2 separate regions of the Homo sapiens genome follow, and region 2 is linked to region 1. A link is a contact called in ENCODE Hi-C or POLR2A ChIA-PET data. All regions are on one chromosome and are shown on one strand. The core of a region is the stretch at or near the end of the contact, and the rest is flanking DNA. Distances in the headings are between cores, read along the strand shown.

Evidence for each region. A loop is a pair of places that touch in the nucleus more often than their neighbours do. ChIA-PET counts read pairs that join two places held with the same protein, here RNA polymerase II (POLR2A). Pooled maps may share reads with other maps.
Region 2: a loop to region 1 is called in a map with no recorded cell type, with 2.6 times the contacts of the local background. The contact joins the enhancer-like site here to the promoter of SERHL2 in region 1. A Hi-C loop is called at or near these places in 1 of 37 single-sample maps with no recorded cell type and 1 of 50 pooled maps. POLR2A ChIA-PET finds 5 or more read pairs at or near these places in 2 of 52 experiments (WTC11 and activated CD8-positive, alpha-beta T cell).

Annotation. Positions count from the first base shown.
Region 1 is chr22:42,552,706-42,556,889 of GRCh38, reverse strand. SERHL2 (serine hydrolase like 2) reads right to left here and starts at 2,934. Exons shown (of 12, transcript NM_014509.5): 1 at 2,848-2,934; 2 at 1,803-1,952; 3 at 1,545-1,658; 4 at 1,185-1,226; 5 at 807-826; 6 at 302-376. The coding sequence starts at 2,869. RefSeq lists a silencer at 2,992-3,391.
Region 2 is chr22:42,932,362-42,936,204 of GRCh38, reverse strand. The region is part of intron 1 of PACSIN2 (protein kinase C and casein kinase substrate in neurons 2); the gene reads left to right. Among named protein-coding and RNA genes, the nearest start is that of ARFGAP3, 77 kb to the right of the region's middle. RefSeq lists enhancers at 1,156-1,671, 1,672-2,188. Within about 2 kb of position 2,569, at least 25 of the 41 ENCODE cell types and tissues checked have a DNase peak (open chromatin) inside an H3K27ac peak, as active enhancers do.

The sequences.
Region 1 (4,184 bases), core at 1,685-4,184:
CACCCATGGCCGCTGCCCTCTTCCACTGCCTGCCACTGCGTGATCAGCCTGGCATTCTGCAGATCCCGAGCCACACATCCAGTTTCCAAGGGGTCCCCCACACCCCTTGTCCTGACCACTGCTAGGGGTATAAGCAGCAGAAGCCTGTCATCTGTTGGGGAGCGGGTCCCTGACTCCCCTTTCCCACCCTCTGCCGCCTCCTCGTGCTTCCCTAGTGTCCACCAAAGGAGACAGGGCTGGGAGCGCTGCCCGGGGCCCAGGTCCTCCCTAATGACAGCATGCACGAAAGCCCGCTTCTCACATCTGATTCCAGGAGAAAGAGCGGCGTGTCCAGCAAGATAAGTTTATCCACCATCTCGGGGAAGGTACAGAAAAACTGTGAGGATGCCAAAAGGGGAGAATGAATAGGGGGAAGAAGGAAAGGACACTCCCGCCTTTCCCTGGGGACCCTGGAGTTCCCCGAAACATCTTTTAGGCTGGGGGGAGGGTGCTGACCAAGAGGCCAGAGGAGAATCTTCTATCTATGGTGTGCCTTCCCCCACCACCCCTAAGTCTGCACCCAGCACTGAGCTCCAGACCTTGGTGATGGCTGGACTCCAGGGTGCGGTGGGACCGGGTATGGGGGCGTGGAAACATGAACTCTACCAGGAGTCTCCACCGTTTACACCAACTTCCTGGTATAAGGACTGTCACTGTGACAGGAGGAGGCACTTTCTGTCCCAGGTACCTTCTCCTTCCTCCTTTGTGCTCCCCTCCCCACTCCACCCAAGGGAGCCCCAGTTGGCCAGACAAAGCCATCTACTCACCATTCCGCCCACGACGCCACCTGGGGGACAAAAGAGCTGTGGGTGACATTCCCTCACTCCCTCCCCAGCTGCATACCCTAAAGCTTCTTCCCACCAGTTGGGGGGGGGGGGCACCATATGGGTGGCTGGGGGCTCAGCATCTGGGCCATGATGTCCCCTTCATCAGACCTGACCACTCAAAAGACCACATTTCCCTCATCCCTGTGTCCCTTGCGGCAGTTGCCTGAGGTCAGAGGGTACAGTGGTCAACCTCTGACTGACCCTCTCATCTCTCTTTGCAGATCTCATAAGTGCAGGGGAAAGGGGTGGGGCAGCAGCTCCTATCCTTCCCTCCCAGCCCTACTCCGGGCCCGGTCAGCTCCTGGCCACTGTACTCACCGAAGCTGTGGCCCAGAATGGAGAATCGATTCCATTTCAAGGCTGGAAATGCAAGGAGCCAGAAGGTCCGGCTGGGCACAGGCTCAGCCCACGATCTTGCTTCTAGTCCCCAGGCTCAGGAAATCCCTTCCCAGCATCTGGGGTGTCCACCCAGGACACTAGCTTGGGGGACCCACTGGAGGAAGCGAACTCTTCAACTTTCCCAAGATCTCCCGTGAATTGCTGGCAGACCTGGGGCCAGAGCCCAGGCCCCACTCTCAGGCCAGCGCTGCTTCCTGGATCCTACCCCGCCTCCAGTGATAAGAGGGGGTGCCCTAGAGCACCCCCCACACCGCCGAAAATACACACTCTGTTTCTTACCTGCCACAACTCTTCGGATCTCACTCACAAAAGTCTGGAGGTAATATGGGACACCTGGGCTGTAATGGGACGAGAGCCCATGACCTCCGAAATCCATGGCAACGTAATAAAAGTCTGAAACAGAGAGAAGCGGGTTGGAGGGTAGGAAGAGGTGTCTATGCCAGCTGTCTCCCCGCCCTCCTCATTCCCCTGCAGACCTCCCCCCTCACCTTCCTGCCCACTTTCCCCCTGGCCTTCCCTTCAGCCCCAGCCTCACACCTTGCGGGAGAAGAGGGATGAGTCTGTCGAAGGAGCTGGCATTGTCCAGCCAGCCGTGCAGGCAGAGAACTGGAGGGCCCTGCAGGGAGCCCCAGGCTTTGGCTGCGATGTGGCCCCAGGGCACAGCCAGCTTCAGCTCTGAGATCAGACCTGAAAGACACAGCCGGGTCTTTCATTCCTTCATTCATTCACCCATGAAGCTGGTGCTCCCTGAGCCCCTTATCTCTGCCTGATGTGCTTGAGCCAGGGGCTCATGTCCAGAGGGACTCAGACCCTTAGCTGCCCCAGAAGGTTATGGGGAGAGAGTCAGACATGGGAGTGGAGACTCCCAGAGGAGGGACAGAGAAGTTAAGCCGGAAAAAGCTGTGACAGGCCTCAGAGCATGCACCCCATTTAAACTGGGGCAGAACCTTCTAGAATGTGCTGGGGCGGGGGCGCTGGTCAGGCCTGGACCCCATCACTTGCTGGCTGGGTAACCTTGGAGAAGTTACTAAAACGTCTTGAGCCTGTTTCCTTTCCTGTAAAACCGGAGTAAAGAAACAGCCCGTTTCCTAAGCCTTTCCCAAAGGCCAGAGGGGTGCCAAACCCTCATACACGCAGCAGGTGGGACCACTGTCACTCTCCCTCCACAGAGCAGGAAACTGAGGCACTGGGAGCTGCAGTACATGCCCAAGGTCACACTGGGCGACAAGGGCGGAGTGGAAATTTAGGGCAGGCGGTGGGACTCCAGGAACCCCCACCGCCCCCACATCTGGCAGCCTCCTCCGTCTCTGCAAGGCTGGAGACTTGCGCACCCCCGACACCCACGCGCACGCTCGGCTAACTCAGGGGCTCCTGGAACCCTGGGAGGCCACGTGCGGCCGTGTCCCGGGTCCCCCAACTCCTGGCCGGTCGCGCTCTCATGCCCCGGGACTGCCGAGGAAGGAGCTGCGACACCCAGGAGGGCGACGCGGTCGGCGAACCCTCCACTCCATCCCGCCCTCTTCTACTGTCCCAACCAGGTGGGTGGGCAGTGGGACGCTCGCACAAGGCCTCCCCGTCAGACCTGGTGCGGCGTTCTCACTCATCGCTCTCGTCCCGCGAATGCGCTGCTGTCACTCCCTCACGCCTGGCTAGGTCGCAGGAGCAGAGTGACGCCCGCAATTCCGGGCCCTATCTCCAAGCTGTCCTGCCCCGCCCTACCCCAGGCAGGCCCCGCAACTCCAGCAGTCCCCGCCCCCACTCAGAAGGCCCCGCCTTCCCACCGCCCTGCCCGAGCCCCGGCGGGCCCTGCTCCCACAGCCGCGGGCTCCACCCCAGGAAGGTCCACCCCCACCGCCAGGCCGCGCCCCCACCCGCCAGGCCCGGCCTTCCCGCCACACTGTCCGCGCCCACCGGCTTGGAACCCAGCAGGGCGCCAACCCCCGGGCAGTCCTGATGGCCGCCCCCACGTCCGCGCGGGACCAGACCCGGGGAGCAACCACAGCGAGTTGGGCCTCTGAATGCTCGCTGGCCCGCGCCGCAGGGCTGAAGGCTACCCTTTGTTTAGTGGCTTACTAGCCCCCTTGACGGACAGCCTGCGTCCACCGTGTCCCCACCGTGTCCTGGGATTCTCAGCAGAGCCTGGCACAAGCCAGTCTTAATAATTGTTGTACAGGCCGGGCGCGGTGGCTCACGCCTGTAATCCCAGCATTTTGGGAGGCCAAGGTGGGCGGATCACAAGGTCAGGAGATCGAGACCATCCTGGTTAACATGGTGAAACCCCGTCTCTACTAAAAATACGAAAAATTAGCCGGGCGAGGTGGTGGGCGCCTGTAGTCCCAGCTACTCTGGAGGCTGAGGCCGGAGAATGGCGTGAACCCGGGGGAGCGGAGCCAGCAGTGAGCCGAGATCGCACCACTGCACTCCAGCCTGGGCGACAGCGAGAGTCCGTCTCAAAAAAAAAAAAATTGTACAGGTGAACAAATGAATGTATAAATTGGGGACGTGGAGGAACCCTCCAGGTGAGGGATTATAAACAATATCTGCCTGGAAAGGATCGAAAACCCCAAGTTATGAAGAGGATGTTTGGGGTGAGCAGATTCATGCACTAAATCCTACAATGAAAGAGGGAAAGTGCACCCTTTGAGTCTGAAACAGTGGCAAGTCTAGGACAAATAAGAACAAGTACTGGTAGTGAATTCTCTTTTTTTTTTTTTTTTTTTTTTTTGAAACAGAGTCTCGCTTTGTAGCCCAGGCTGGAGTGCCGTAGCGCGATCTCGGCTCACTTAAACCTCCGCCTCCCGGATTCACGCCATTCTCCTGCCTCAGCCTCCCGAGTAGCTGGGACTACGGGCACCCACCACCACACCCGGCTAATTTTTCTTGTATTTTTTTTAGTAGAGACGGAGTTTCACCGTGTTA
Region 2 (3,843 bases), core at 1,320-3,819, 380 kb before region 1:
TCGCTCTGCCGCCCAGGCTGGAGTGCAGTGGCGCAATCTTGGCTCACTGCAAGCTCCGCCTCCCGGGTTCACGCCATTCTCCTGCCTCTGCCTCCTGAGTAGCTGGGACTACAGGCACCCGCCACCATGTTCGGCTAATTTTTTGTATTTTTTTTAGTAGAGACGGGGTTTCACCGTGTTAGCCAGGATGGTCTCGATCTCCTGACCTTGTGATTCACCCACCTCGGCCTCCCAAAGTGCTGGGATTACAGGCGTGAGCCACCGTGCCCTGCTGGAATTCTGTAGTTTTCAACAGGAAGAATGAAGTGATAGAATGTACCTGGGTAACGTGGCCAGTAAGACTTGATGGCTAGGTCATCTCTCAGGGGTGCCATGGAGCCCCTGGGATGCCTGGGACTCTCTGAGCTCTCCAGGTCTCATGCTGTCTGAGGGTGCTGCTTGTGGGGCCACCTGTGTTCCCTCGGGACCAGTGTGTTTCAGTGTCTGGCCCGTGAACCTGTTCTCAAGTTGCCCTTGTCTCTGTGGAAACACTTTTTCCTCGAAGCCAGTATTTGGGATTTTGGTAACAAGCCAAATTGAAATCTCAGTGATTATAGGACTTGATGAATAATTTGTGTTGCAAAAGATTGAAAAATCATCCCTCACGAAGTCCATTTTAAGTGTTGCCTAAGTACAGTTACTTCATTGAAACTGCTCACCAGCTGGTGGCAAAGCTTATGTGGAAACAAGTTTTTTGGTGCTCTGACCCTAGACAAGACCATGAGTCTGGAGCCATGTCCACAGTAGGTCTCCGCACATGTGGAAGAGGGGCAGTCTGTGCAGGAGAGCCTTCTTCCCCCCACCCCGCCCCATGGGAAAAGGAGAGAAATGGTGAGTTAGGTCAGGGGAAAGGGAAACAGGGAGGAGGCAGGTCCTCGATAATCAGGAATATGGCGCAGACACTGCTGGACTCTGAGGTTTCCTAAAAAATTCATGCCCTGGGCTGGGCACGGTGGCTCACGCCTATAATCCCAGCACTTTGGGAGGCCGAGACGGGCAGATCATGAGGTCAGGAGATCGAGACCATCCTGGCTAAAACAGTGAAACCCCGACTCTACTGAAAATAAAAAAAAAAAAAAAAAATTAGCCGGGCGCGGTGGCGGGCACCTGTAGTCCTAGCTACTCAGGAGGCTGAGGCAGGAGAATGGCGTGAACCTGGGAGGTGGAGCTTGCAGTGAGCCGAGATTGCGCCACTGCACTCCAGCCTGGGCGATAAAGCGAAACTCTGTCTCAAAAAAAAAGAAAAAGAAAAAGGAAGAAAGAAAAGAAAAGAAAGAGAAAAGAAAGAAAAGAAATCCATGCCCTGGCTCCATTTTTTCTTTCAGTGACCCTCACTGAGGAGCTGTGGGTACCGTGATAGGCACTAGGGAAGGCAGGTGACTCGAGTATGGTCTGATCTACCAGGGTTAACAACTTGGTTGGGGAAAGAGGAATGGGGGCCAAATAATGGCACCATAGAGGAACTATAACGGGACAGTGGTGGGCAAAGGGTCACTAGAACGGTGGGGGGCTTCTTGGAGGAGATGACACTCAAACTGGGCCTTGCAAGGTAGGTGGGAGTTGACCAGCAAGGCGGCAGTCTCAGGTGGCAGTGTGCTGCACGTGTGGCTATCAGGGCCAGCCCATGAGGGGCAAGGCTGCTGGGCAGGCTGGGAAGCCAGAGTGGGGAGGCCCCAGGAGGTGTTCTGTGTGCAGCTGCCACATTGAAAGGTGTGCAAGTGTAGTTGGAGGATGTGCAGCTGAGGCAGGGCCCAAAGGAGGGGGAGTACACAGAAGCCAAGAAGGGAAAAGAAGGGAAAAGGCGATCTGCACACACACAGTGCCTTGAAGGTCTTGCGTTTCCCGTAGAAATTGTGCTGTAGCTCTTTACCAGATTGACTGGTATTTGGGCACACAGTTGAGCATACTCTGGGCCTCGGTTATATGTTTTGAATTTAGTATGGTTTTTATTCAAAGCCTCAGTGCTCTCTGCACGTTTCCATACTCCCATCTCAACTCTAAAACATATAAGTTGTTATTCAGATCAACTTGCTGGTAAAATTAGAGAAAATTTCAAAGCTCCTTTTTACTCTCTTTGTCTCACATTTCTCCAATGGGGAAAAAGCCTGGAAGACAAGTGTGTTAAAGAACTGGCTGTTCTTGTAAGTATTTGAGGAGAACAGTGTGAGTCATTGTAGCTTTTCACTGGTATTTGAGTATCCGGTTTATTTTTAAACAGTTCTGTGAACTGGAGTTTCTTCCATAGTTTCTGTTACCATGGCGCCATAATATTTCCTCGTCTGCTTGTTCATACTTTCACACACTTCAGCATCACATTTACAATTCCTTACAATCAGAATATCTTATTCATAACTTCCAAGAATGTTTCTCCAGCTGCAATAGCATTTTTCTCCAAATGGGAAAAGTCCGTTGTTCTGCCACTTGCAGATGCTGGGAAGAAAGAGGGTCTGGTTCTGTGAAGGACGGTGCAGGGTGCGGGGGCTGTGAGGGCCCCGTTGGGGTTTGAGTGGGTGGACCTATGTCATCTGTGTGGAGCCACTTCCCCTTTAGGCGCCACGGTTGAGAGTATAGGACGGACAGGCTGCTGCTTTTGCTTGGGAGGAGTTGGTGTTATACATTTTGGTCTAGACATCTAACAGACCACCCTTGGTTCTTTGGTCCCCTCAAACATGAACATGGGTGTGTTCTGTTGCTCTTATTTATTTTGTCATTTATTTTTGGACTTGAATTGAGGCTTCCACTTTGGGCAGGTCTCTTGTTTTGAGAATCTGCAGTCCAGAGAAAAACAATGCTGGGCTTGGCAGTCACTGGTGAAGTCGGCTTTGCCCGCCCTCCAGGCATGCAGGATTATTCAGAGAGGTACCTTTCTACATCTCATTGCTTTGAGAAATATATATTTCTTAAAGAGTTGTTCAGGATTTAAGGAAAGTTGGGGAGGTATATGGAACCATAGAGATAGTTTGTTTCCAATTTCTTAAAGTCTTAGACCTCAACTTTTCAGGGATAACAAGGTTTTCCTCTGACACATAAAGATAATAATAGACTAGGTTCTGAATATGTGCTTTGGACTTAATTATGGGAACTTGGCTTTGCCAGGTGTTTTCAAATTCTACTGTAAATATAAATGCTGATTCAATGATACAGCAACTCTTGATACTTGAGAATTTAAAGTGCTGCGTAACTGATTGGACATTTCGTCTCCTAACACAGTTGGTTCCTCTGATTCAGAGAGGACCCCTTTTTGAAGATCAAAAGCAAAATAAAAGTGTGGAAAGTGTGGACTTCTAGTGGCATGTGGACAGGGGGGTGTCCTGGGGGCTGCCCAGGAGGCTCCAGGTGGGAAGTGCTTCTGACTTAGTGGCTCTACAAGCTGGCCATTGTGGAAGAATTGGCTTTTTCCTTTTTTTTTTTTTTAGAATTGACTTTGTAAGAATCATCAAAAAATTGTTTTGCTCTCAGCTCAATAAACATTTGTAGTTAATAATCCGAGTAACTAATCTTTTTTCTCTCCTGTGTAATCCAAGATATGTCAGTATATGGTCTTCGTGAGTAAAATTGATACCAATAGTACATTATCCTAAAGGTCTTATTTGATATCCTTTTATCAAGTCAACACTTTACTGTCCCACCATTTCACTTGTAAAGATCCCCAAGTGTGTCGCTGTCAGTTTCAACAAATGTTAGAAAGGACCTGTTGTCATATGTGAGATACGCTTCTGGAATTCACTGTCTAGAGGGGAAAGCAGACTGTACACAGGTAAAAACTGAGGTAGTGGTATGTGCTTTGAGGAAATATAAAAAGAG